Regions from separate parts of the Mus musculus genome. Here region 2 is linked to region 1. Evidence: chromatin loops called from intact Hi-C (ENCODE). Cell type or tissue: left cerebral cortex. All regions are shown on one strand. Links, peaks and the distances in the headings refer to the core of each region. The heading gives the core; the rest is flanking DNA.

Region 1 (5,750 bases), core at 1,201-5,200:
TAAAAGTCTCCTTTACTAACCACCCAACCCCCACTCCACCCCATAAACAAAAGTACAGGCAGGAAGCCACTCAGAGGAACAGCCAGTCACAGGGAAGCCTCCTCCACCAGATCGTCAGGAGATGAGAAGGGACGTTTTATCCTTCAAAAAAAAAAAGATGTCTGGACATAGCCTGATGGCCCAGCAGCTTATACAGAGAAAAGTCCACAGTGACCTGTCACTAAAGAACAAGGAGGGTTGTGACACTCTCAACAAGCTAAAGAGTCACTAAGACAAAACCCCAGGAAGGGTGCTGCTCTCTGCTTGACCCATTCTCTCAGAGCCATGGGTGGAGACGGGGACTCAGCTGCCCCAGGAAGGGGCCATGTCTCTTCAGCACCCCCTCACTCTCTGCTTCCCATCCTCTATGCCTTCACACACACACACACACACACACACACACACACACACACACACACACACCTGCCCCAGCCTGCAAACAGTCCCTGGATGATCAGACGACGATGCAAACTTGGAAAAGGAGTTTGGCAGGCGTTATAGGCCACCCTAGGCCCTGGGTAATCTTTAAACTAAAGACAGGAGAGTTGCCCAGGGGGCCACAGAACCCCTAAAAAAGAAACTTATGACCAGGCCTGGAGGAAATAATTTCTGTCTAGTTCCTGCATTTCCCTTCAAACCTATACCATAGGGTTCCTGCCACCCACCACCACACTCCTTGCCAAAGGCTCAGTGGGATTTCTGTCTTAGCAAATTTCTCTCAATTACACAGAATTCTTTTAATAATTTTCTTTTCAGAAAGCACTCAGTGGGGACATGCTGATGCCCCACTAAGAGCTAGTTCCTTAGGGTTAATTCTGGCACTAAATCACATTATTGAGCACACAGTATACCAGAGCCACTCAAAGTGTTTCTTCCAAACAAGTCTTACTTAATCTTGGGAATAAGACCACCATGAAACTGGGTCTATTGACACATCCGTCTTGCCATCAAGATGCTACAGCTCAGAGAGGTTATTTGATTTGCCCAAGGACACACAGCTAAGGACAGGCAGAATATGCACTCAACCTTGACAGCTAGGCATTCAACTGCCCTGGGTCACTTCCACTGATGCTAGAATCCCATTCTTCAGCAGAGTCCTGTCTCTGAGCAGGAAATGAAGGGGGGAAAGGGAAGTTCCAAGCCACCAAAGTTTCATGACACTGCACTGCCACTCTGCCTGGAACCAGGCACTTCCTCCCAGTCCCTTCTAGGCCTTTCCACCATGTGGCTAAGGAAACTGTCCACGAGTATCATCTTCCACTGGGATCTCAGAGGCTGTTCACCTGGCCCCAATGGGTTTGTAGCCCTCTTCAGAATGCAGTAGCATCCATAGGGACATGAGTATTAATACAAGAGCCAGCCTATGCAGGACCACTGAGCTTCAAGGTGGCCAGCTGCCACCCAAATGACTCAGGAGGAAGGGACCACTCCCTCAAGACTCATCAGCAAGTCGTCAGATTGATAAGACAAGCCCAGCCCAGCAAGCATGGGGGAAGCAAAGGATTCAACCCCACTAATCATTCAAAACAGCCAAGGTGGCAGCCTCGGCAAGGACAGCAAGTGCCTCCCAGCACAAGGCCTGCCGAATCACACCTGGGAGAGAGTCCCGAGAACGAGCTGAATCTCCGGGGCCCAAATGGTCTCCATCCCAGTCATGCCCCAAGAAGCACCATACACAGACGCAACATTTACCCTTGGCTGCCAGGGACAGAGCCTGGTAGAAGTGCCAACGGATTCCAAGAACTTTGCCTGGCTGTCCCTGTCTGTGAGGCTAAGGAGCAGAATTTGGGGACTAGGGTGGAAGCCATGTGCCTCTGGTCTACACTTCCCAGACCATGTGGAAGGGACAGGAAGGTGAGGGCCTGGTGACTAGAGCACACTAACTGCGGTCCCAGGCTGAACTCCGCCGCAGGACATGATGAGCCCTGTTGTCCCAGAGACCCTCCCAAGGGGACAGTTTTACACAAACAGTGATGTCCCAAAAAGGGACCCTGACAGCCCTGGCCAAAATGGGGGTGCTAGCTTAGAGCTGCTTAAAGCAACCCACATCCTTCTCCTTTCGGGGGGGCCTCCCCTTAGGCAAGCCACAGAGTCCAACTGGGACTGCTCCCCACCAGCCACACCTTGTGAGCTTATTAGGAAATCAACAGCACATAAGCACAGTTCTTGTCACCAAGCATCCAAGATCCCCGGTCGGTCCCTCCAAGCAAGCACAATGCGCCTGCAGGAGTTGCTGCCCAGTTACCAACTTCACCCAGGCGATGGTCAAGCATCCCTAGACCACCACAGCCCTGACCCACGTCCCAGCTGCCCGGGCTTACTTACACTTCTGCCTTCGCCACCTGTGTGGGTGTCGAGCTCGTCCTGGGCTGGACGCGGTGTCGTGGCTCCGTCCTGGGGCTCGCTTCCCGCTCGCAGCCCCAGCCTCAACCTCTTCTGCTCCGGAGCGTCGTCCTCCCTCCTCTGCCGGCCCTCCCTGCCTCCTCTCAGCTTGTCTGCATCTTCAGGGCTGCCTGGGGGGCTGGCCATGGCTCTAGGTGGGGGCTCTCGATGCCTGATCTTGGGGATGAGGAAAGAAGCAGGCGCCTCCCGCTGCAAGCCGCCTCGCGGTGGCAGTGGGGTTTCTGCGCTCGGACTCCGGGTCCGCGCCGGGCAGCTCTGTACAACTCTGCTGGCTCGCCACCGCCCTCTGCTGGCCGTAATGGGCACTGCGGGTGACGGGTCAATCCTGGGCGCCCACTAGAGCAAGTACCTAATGGACAGCCATTGAGGCAAAGCCATGTCTCCAGCCAGGTCTCACCCCATGCCCTAGGAAGGAAAGTAGAGGAGAGACTCCCAAAGAGTTTGGGAGAGGATGGACAGCGCAGTCACCCTTATCTTTGGCTCTGTATTTGGAATGGTTTGGAGCAGCCTAGAAAACGACATGGAGAACTCTCAAGAAGAACGTGTTCTGAGCAAAGGCTGGGTCTATCCACCTACACTGGGGGATGCGAAGCAAAGAAGCTGGAGGTCAACAGGTACACTCCCTTTCCTGTTTTCTGTCTTTCCCTCATTTAGTTGTTCTTATTGTTTGTTTGGGGTGTTGTTGTTTTTCCTGAGACAGGGTCTCCCTATGTACACCAGGCTGGCCTCAGTCTCTGAGATGTGGCTCTGCCTCTTGACCACTACTGGCTCTTTATATTTTAGTCATAATTTGGCTTACTTATTCATGTGCGTGTGCGTGTGCGTGTGTGTGTGTGTGTGTGTGTGTGTGTGTGTCTGTGTGTGTCTGTGTCTGTGTCTGTGTGTGTGTGTCTGTGTGTGTCTATGTCCCTGTGTGCACGCATGCGCATGAATATGTGTGCAACACCCACGCAGCCTGATGTGTGAGAGATTTGGGAAACAGCTTCATACAGGGCTGTGGAGCAGATAGATAATTATACCAGGAGGTCCCAGAGAAAGATAATGTTTTGGGCTCAGAAGCTCCCATAGAAGACTCCAGCCAAGTCTTTCTCAGGACTGTTACATTGAAATGTAAAATGTACATATACTCACACACACACACACACACACACACACACACACACACAAAGACTTGGTCTTCAGAAAGCGGGCTGTTTGGGAGACTATTAACCTTGTAGAAATGGGATCTAGCTAGAGGAAGTAATTCTCTGGGATTCCAACCTGAACCCTCTGCCTCCTGACCTGCACACATGTGATCGAGCAGTGCTGAGCTGCCTGCTGCCACAGAGCTGCCTGCCGCCATGCCTTCTCTGTTGTAATGGGTGGGAGCTTCAAACTGTGAGCCAAAATAAGGCTCTCCTCCAGAAAGTTGCTTCAGGGAAATACTTAATCACAAGGAAAAAAAAAAACCCTCTAGGCCTTCAGACTCACCATCTCAAGAGTATAGGTTCTATCTTTTCTAGAATGTTCTCAGTAGTTCATAGTGTGAAAGAGATGAACATGAGTTCTCATGGGCAATGGGACAAAATACACAATGGTTTCAGTTATATGTGCAAAGCTCCACTCTCTGAGAGGGAACTGGGATTCTATACTTGATTGTGTGTGTGTGTGTGTGTGTGTGTGTGTGTGTGTGTGTGTGTATGCGTGTGTATGTACATGCATATGTGGGTACACATGATACATATGGTCAGTGTTGAGTATCTTCTTCAGTTCTTCCCCATCTTAATGTCTGAAACAAGGTCTCTCACTGAACCTGACAGTTACTGGTTTGCCTAGGCTGGCTGGCCAGCAAGCCCCAGGAATCCCTCTGTCTCTGCCTCCCCAATTCAGGCATTACAGACATATACCCCTGCATTCAACTTTTATGGAATGCTGGGGATTGAAGTCAGGTCCTCTTGCTTATAGAACAAGCACTTTACTGAATGAGCCAGCTCCCCAGTTCCCTGCATCCACACTTATAAGGGTGTCCATGACCCCCAAAAGACAAGAACCAACTTGTATACATATCCCAATATTTAATGTTTGGTTTATTGGAAATGATGGAGAAGAGGGAAGTGGAGGGATAGGCTCTCCTAGTCAGCGTGCTATGTATTTGAAGTATTTCATGTGACTCATCTATTTTCTTTCTTGCATTAAGAAAATTTTCCCACCACTCAGGTTTTCAGATAGGCTGAGGGGAAAGCTCTTGATGGTTTTGATGGTTTTCAGGATTGGTAAGAGCCCAGCTAACAGTTGGAAATACCAGTAGCTGGCAGTTGATGGAGTTTCCTAAGGGTTAGGTTCTGTCCCTGTGCAAAGAATTAAAAAGAGTTCACACTGCTCCCTGACACACTGCTCCCTGACACACTGCTCCCTGACACACTGCTCCCTGACACACTGCTTCCTGACACACTGCTCCCTGACACCATCCACCACTGACAGCTTTACATGCGCCATGCCATCCGATCTGAGGCTCTCTGAATTCAGCTCCATCTCCTGGGTGTCACTGTGTAGCCCTGGCTGTCCTGGAACTTGCAATCCAGATCGAACTCAAACTCAAACTATCCTCTATCCAAGCCACCGCAAACTCAAGGCTATCTTACCTCGGCTTCTTAAGTGCTAGACTTTCATGTGTGAGCCATCATTCTAGTTCTCTTCCATGTTTACAGACAACCAAAGAAAAGGCAGAGCTATGGCAGAGCCAGCAGCACACCTTCATATTGTGATGGTATGTATTTTGTTTCCTTACTAAACTGGAACCTGGATTCTGTTCTGGAAACAGCCCTGAACCAGGAAGTTAGAGAATCTAATTCTCTGCTGTTTTTGTTTTATGGTTTTGTTTGTTACCGTTTGGTTTTGGGATGTTTGCTTGTTTTTTTGTTGGAGCCAGGGATTCATCAAGTTACCCTTACCCAGGTAGGGCTTCAACTCACTACAGGCCCAGCAAACACAGAGACAAGAGACACTGGGTTTAACTAAACATTAGGCCGAGCTCATGGGACCCGAGAGGAAAGGGGGGGAGAAAGGATTTCAGAGAGCAAAGAGGGGTCAAGGACACCACGAGAACATAGCCCTAAACAACTAAGCAGGGCTCATAGGGGTTCACAGAGACTGAAGTGACAATCAGGAAGCCTGTATGGGTCTGAACCAGGTCTTCTGCATGTATGTTACAGTTGTATAGCTTGATGCTCTTGTGAGACTCCTAACAGCAGGGACAAAGGCTGTCTCTTACTCTTTTGTATGCTTTTAGAGACCCCTTTTCTCCTATTGTGTTGTCTTGTCCAGCCTTG
Region 2 (5,750 bases), core at 610-4,609, 160 kb before region 1:
CCATTCCCATTACATCTGTCCAGCCTGGGTATGCCTGGGCAACACTGTTAATCAGTGCCAGGAAACACCAACCAATAGAGGGAGAGGGGCAACTGAGGTAACTGAGGCAGCACTCGCTCTCCCCTCCCTCTCTCTGCCTCTCCCTCTCTCTCTCTTTCTCTCCCCTCTCTCTCTCCCTCTCTCTCCCCCTTCTCTCTCTCCTCTCTCCCCTTCTCTCTTTCTCTCTCCCTCCTCCTTCCCTTCTACTCCTCCCCCTCTCCCTCCCCTTCATCCCCCTTCCATCTCCTCCCTTCCCCTTTCCCTCTACTCCCCCCTTCTCTCCCTCTCTCTCCCCCCACTGTGTGTGTGTGTGTGCTCAAGCTCCACCAGGTCTTAGGTAGACATGTTCTCCAGAACAGGAATTCCACAGGGGGAGGAAAAGGGCCCGTGAGGTGAGTCTGGAGTGGACCCTATGCTCACATTGGAGCACTTGGTCTCAGGGTGCTGGTGCTATTTGGAGAGGCTGTGGAGCCTTGAGGGACTGGACCTTTGAGAGTTCTCCTGTGGTCCCATTCTGTTTCCTTCTGCCTCCTGTCCAGTTGGAGGACACTCTGTAAGACTCTGACAAGCCTTAGCTTACTGGGAACCCCCGAGTGGACAATTCAGAGCCAGGGATTGATGCAAAAGCAAGAAGAATTTATTGTTCCAATGTGTTGGGGTCATCCTACACCAGAAGGAGAAGTGGCGACCTCAGGCAGCCCATTTGGCCAGTTTTTATACAGCTTTCAGGGGTAGAATAGAACAACAGCCACTAGGCACAATATGATTAGCAGAACAGTGTGACTTTTAAACTGATTGGTCTTAGGGAATAAGGTAGCAAGGGCTTTCCTTGTCCGGAAGGGGAGGGAGGGACAGTCCATCTGCCCTGAGGAATGTGTCTACGTGCTCTGGGTGCATCTGCAGGTTGCTCCCCACTGTGGTCTGAGGAATGTAATGCCTCTCCCAGAAGAGAGGGGTACCTATGTGTTCTATGAACTTTTTCTTCCAGGAGGAGAGGGGTTCAGTGAAATTTTCCAAAGTTCCTGAGCTGACCTCTTCAACCCCTTTGTTCTCCAGTCCCACCCTTCCTCTGGCTCTCTCAGACTCTATGGAGTCAGGTGATCACTGGCTGCAACCTTTGTGACCAAGAGTCACAAGAAATCCCTTCCTTTTCAGTTGTCATTCCCCAGCTTTGTCACAACAACAAAAAGTCTCCAAGATGCTGGGAGGTTGTCTGAAGGAAGAAAAAACCAAGGCAGGAGTGAAACCCAGAATTGCAGCCCTGAGGTACAAGGATTGCCTAAGCTAGGCATTCATGGACAAGCTCTTACTGTACAAAGCTCTGTTGTGCCTGCCACGCCTGATCAGCTCTGCTCACAGGATGTGAAAGCAGACACACGAGCGTGGAAATAAGGGTGTGGCCACGTTCCAATAAAACTTTTCTTGACACACACTAGCAGGGCCCGTGCTCCTATGGGCACCTTCAGGTTTATTACAGACCAGGTTGGCACAGCTATGAGGGTGCCTGCGATGTGGTGAACATATCCATCTCTCATGGAAGAAGTCAGGTAGAAAGCACACATCACTGGTGACTCCATGGATAGGAAGACGGGCAAGGGTAAAGTGCCCATGGCTCTTGAAAAACACCACTGACCTCCAAATCCACAGGTTCAGAGCCTCCAATCCTACATCTGTTGATGAAACCAGCCACACACTGAAAATATACTTGCTTACTTATATAGACTTAAATTGTTGAATCATCAGTATTCACTAAACAATCCATCACAGACAGACAGACAGACAGACAGACAGGCAGGCAGGCAGGCATTCACATTGCTGTGCTAGGAGTTATACAGCATCTAGAGATGGTGTAGGAAATGGTGGGTATGTGGGGATTATTTGGAACTCTGAAACTTTCTATAAAAGAGACTGGCACATCTTTGGGTCTGTGTACCTATGGCTGTCCAAGAACCAAACTTCTATGGATCCCAGGGAACAAGGGACCCACTGCTAGGCAAGAGTTCTTGTGTCCAGTGTGCATCTGTTCTATGGAAATCTTTTAGGCTGTCCTCTTGGGGTTCGTTACCTATACAAATATTTGTTTTGGATTTAAAAGAAGAAAAACAAGTCAAAACAAAAACAAACAAACAAACACTAGTCATGAAGTCTTGTGTAGCTGTACCTCTACTCACAGCCTGCAGGGGGCGCTATGGCCCCATGAACTCGGCTCTGGTTGAGGGACTAGACTGATCTGGCCTCCCAGAGAATTCAAAACTGGAGAATCCTGTAGGCTAAGAGCTGGTAGAGGAGAGGCCCTGGGAGCTAAGCTGGCCACTCTTGCTTCAGCCCTGGAGTAGGCCCTGTAACAAGCTGAAGACTCACCTTTGTCAGCACCCTAGAGAAATTCTTTCAGAAAAAGCCTGGTAGCAACATTCCATTCTTCCTCCTCACCTCTGGAAGTCCCAGCACACACAAGGGGGGGGGGGGGGACACGTAGTTAACAGGCAGGGCAATCTGCTTCCAAATCATTGCTCTGGCACTGGGACACCGGAGGTGAGCAACTCGTCATTGCTGATTGCTGTTCTATGGGAGGTGGCCCCAATGACCTCACAGAGTCTTGTGAGGACTTAATGACTTGGACAAGTCAAATGGGCTTGTCCCAGGACTGGGTAAAGCACTTGTCTCACAAGTGTGTAAGGATCCCCAGCAACCCATGCAGAGTTGGCCATGGGAGCGTGCATGTGACACCCAGGCATTCCGGGGAGGGGGCAGGAGGGGATCCAAGAGAGGCCAACTAGCCTTGCGTATGCAGAGAATGACGAGATGCAGTCTGAAATAAGGTGGAAGTGAGGACTGACACACAAACAAGCACAGCACACATGGTATAAGTGGATGACTACTATAGAGCCAAGTTAGCCCCATTCACAGGCAACTTGTCACCACAGTGAATTAGGCCACACCTAGTTGCAGCACCATGTGGCCACAGAAGGTGAGCAACCACATCCCCTGTCCCTTACATCCCTGACCCTGCAACACTGGACACCCCGGTCAGTGCCCACAGCTCAAGGCCAGCTGGCTAACAGCACAAAACCTCAGCAGGATGCAGTAGACCTGCCCTGAGCCTGACCTCCCTCCAGCTGCTCCAGCTGTGAGACATCCTCTCAGTCAGCACTTCTAGAGCCAAGAGGGCCTGCAGGTCCTGGTATAAAAACCAAGATAAGGTTGGAGAGTCCAGACTGACCTCCGTGTCCAGCTCATCATCAAATCAGCTGTGTAACCTTGGGAAGCAACTGGGCCTCTTTGTCTCTGTCCCCACAAGGAAATCCCCCACAGCAGGGTGGCTGGAACAGTGAGAACATTTCTCTGTCATGAAAGAGAACCCAGGCAGGTTTCAGATCCTTGGCCAGAAGGTACAGATTTCAGGATGTATCAGTGACAAACAGCAATGCCAGCCAGTGGCAAAGATGCTGTGCTCTCATCCAAAACAGCAGGTGCTGGTGTCACCACTTGTCAAAGACACTGAGAGAAAAGACCAAGACCCCCTCTTGCCCAAGACCACAAAGTGCTAAAGTTGAATGTGAGTCCAAATCTGCCTAGTGTGGTTTGGATTTTGCTATGTAGCCCATACTAGACACAAATTCATTATCTTCCTGCCTCAGCCTCCCAAGAACTGAGACCACAGGCATGTACACACACACACACACACACACACACACACACCACCCAGAAATGTTCTTATAGCCCACCTGTCTAAGTCAGAATTTAACTCATCCCAGGGCCCAGCCTGTGGAAGTAAGCTGTGCACCTTAGGATGACTGTGTCTATTTTCTGTTCTCCTCTATCTTGAGCACATGACGGTCTGCAGAAACTTGGGAGCAATCAGGCACAGTCATTGAGAGGGTTCAGGGGATAAAGGTGAATGACGCCAGCTTTCACCGTGGCAACCCCATAATGCACTTATGCACAGCCACCTCCATGTCCTGCCCATGAAGCTGCAGTACCATGTGCAGCTAGGTACCATGCTTGGCTCTGCTGCCTACCAACTGACTATGGATGAGTTAGGGCACACCAATGTGCCCGAGCATAGTCACATGGAAAAGTGTGGCTAATTCCAGAAGAGAACTTGCCTGGAAACATACTTGCCAAGACCCCATGACATGTAGCACACCACCACCACCACCATCGTCATGACCACCATCACCACTAACATCATCATTGCCATAACTCATCATCATTACCCTCATCACACCCACCTTGTCACCATCACCACCATAATAATCACAACCACCGTAAGTATCACTAAGGTAATCACTACCATCACTCCCACCAACCTTTCTACTATTGGCACTGTTACTTTTGTGTTGTTCTAGAAAACAATGTGGGAAGGCGTAGCCATTGATTGCCTTGTTTCCTCCTCAGACTCCACAAACCACAGATTGAAAACCAGGCTCCGTATTCAACACTCACCGAGAAAAGGCATCGTCATCTTTTATACTTCTTTGCTCATCTGTTTTTCATGCACAAAACCCCATCCCCTCCCTCTTGGGTACCCACTCGTAACTCTCCTGAAAGGAGTGAAGACATTCTGCAAAGAATCTAGTTGGTTGTCCTACTCCCTTTGGCTACCATGCTATTGAAACAACGGTCCCTAGAAAATTGGAATTTCCTTCATTCTGGGAGAATTCCGAAGGAAAAGACTGGGACCCTGGTGACAGCCAGAGATAAACATGTCTCTCAGGAAGGATTTCACATGGTTTGGACATCTTGTCAGACCACCTTACAGGAGTGACAAGAGTCCAACAATGAGGACAGGCCTGAGAACCAGTCAATATCAGTGTGCAGGACCCTTTGGATGGACCTGCATAGCTATGTGGACACCTTGCCCTTTATTTAAACCTGAACTTTGTGTCAAAGTGTGTGACATCTTTGGTGTTTCTTCCTCGTGGTCACCTTGAATAAATCTTCTTTCTTTGTCTTTCTCTTTAATTGGCCTACCAAGGAGTGGCTGAACCTTGCTCCTTCGAGCAGCCAGGGTCCCGGCTCTGACCCTAAGATGTGCACTCACTGTACTATAAGGGAAGCCATTTGCTGAAATGTGCTACCCTAGAGACAAGTCCATCTATGTGGCAAAGAACTAGTATATCCACTCAGCATGGAGTATAATAGCTACAGACCTTCCATCAAGCCTGGAGTTACACACAGCCCTGGTGGCATTCCCATGACAGCCCATCAAAAATTCCGATGCAGGATGCCACACAAACCCACCACACAATTCCTGTGAGGTGCCTAGTGTTCATTGTTTTAATCCATTGAGTTTAGGGGGATTTGTTCCATGTCAGTCAGTAACTAATAGTCTTCCATCTCACAGGAATTTATTTGCCTTAAGAGCAGATTTGGAGGCAAACTTCAGTCTGTGGGGATGAACAGGAACAATGGGCACATGCTGAAGTGGCAACTTCACTGCCTTTCACTCTTCAGAGCACAGAGCCTCACAGACAAAGCTACCAGTCTTCAAAGTTCAATTAGAACAATAGGATACCAGGCCTGATTAGCTCCAGAGGGAGTCTTAGAAAGCTGAACCAACTATAATGCCATGGCACAAATAGGGATAGGGAGAAGGAACTATGGGATTACTCAAGTAAAACCTCCTATAAGGGCGTCTGAAGCCAGATGTGACAAAGAGCAGCCATTACAAACCAACAGAGATCAAATGTGCCTTGATTGACTAGTAA

Evidence for each region. A loop is a pair of places that touch in the nucleus more often than their neighbours do. Peaks named below come from ENCODE experiments on the same cell type or tissue, not always from the same donor. Only the 100,000 strongest peaks of a DNase experiment are listed, where the experiment ranks them.
Region 2: a loop joins it to region 1, with 8 times the contacts of the local background. A loop is called at or near these places in 27 of 42 quality-filtered maps.

Annotation. Positions count from the first base shown.
Region 1 is chr16:5,303,759-5,309,508 of GRCm38, reverse strand. Gm52265 (a long non-coding RNA gene) reads left to right here and starts at 2,845. Exons shown (of 3, transcript XR_003951975.1): 1 at 2,845-3,056. Gm41414 (predicted gene, 41414) reads right to left here and starts at 2,671. Exons shown (of 3, transcript NR_169081.1): 1 at 2,365-2,671. In left cerebral cortex, for the core only: a CTCF peak has its summit at 2,728 (motif pointing left); a DNase peak (open chromatin) is centred at 2,721; H3K4me3 peaks cover 748 bases; H3K27ac peaks cover 172 bases.
Region 2 is chr16:5,464,301-5,470,050 of GRCm38, reverse strand. No RefSeq gene overlaps it. Among named protein-coding and RNA genes, the nearest start is that of Gm41416, 17 kb to the left of the region's middle. In left cerebral cortex, for the core only: a CTCF peak has its summit at 2,210 (motif pointing right); a DNase peak (open chromatin) is centred at 2,254.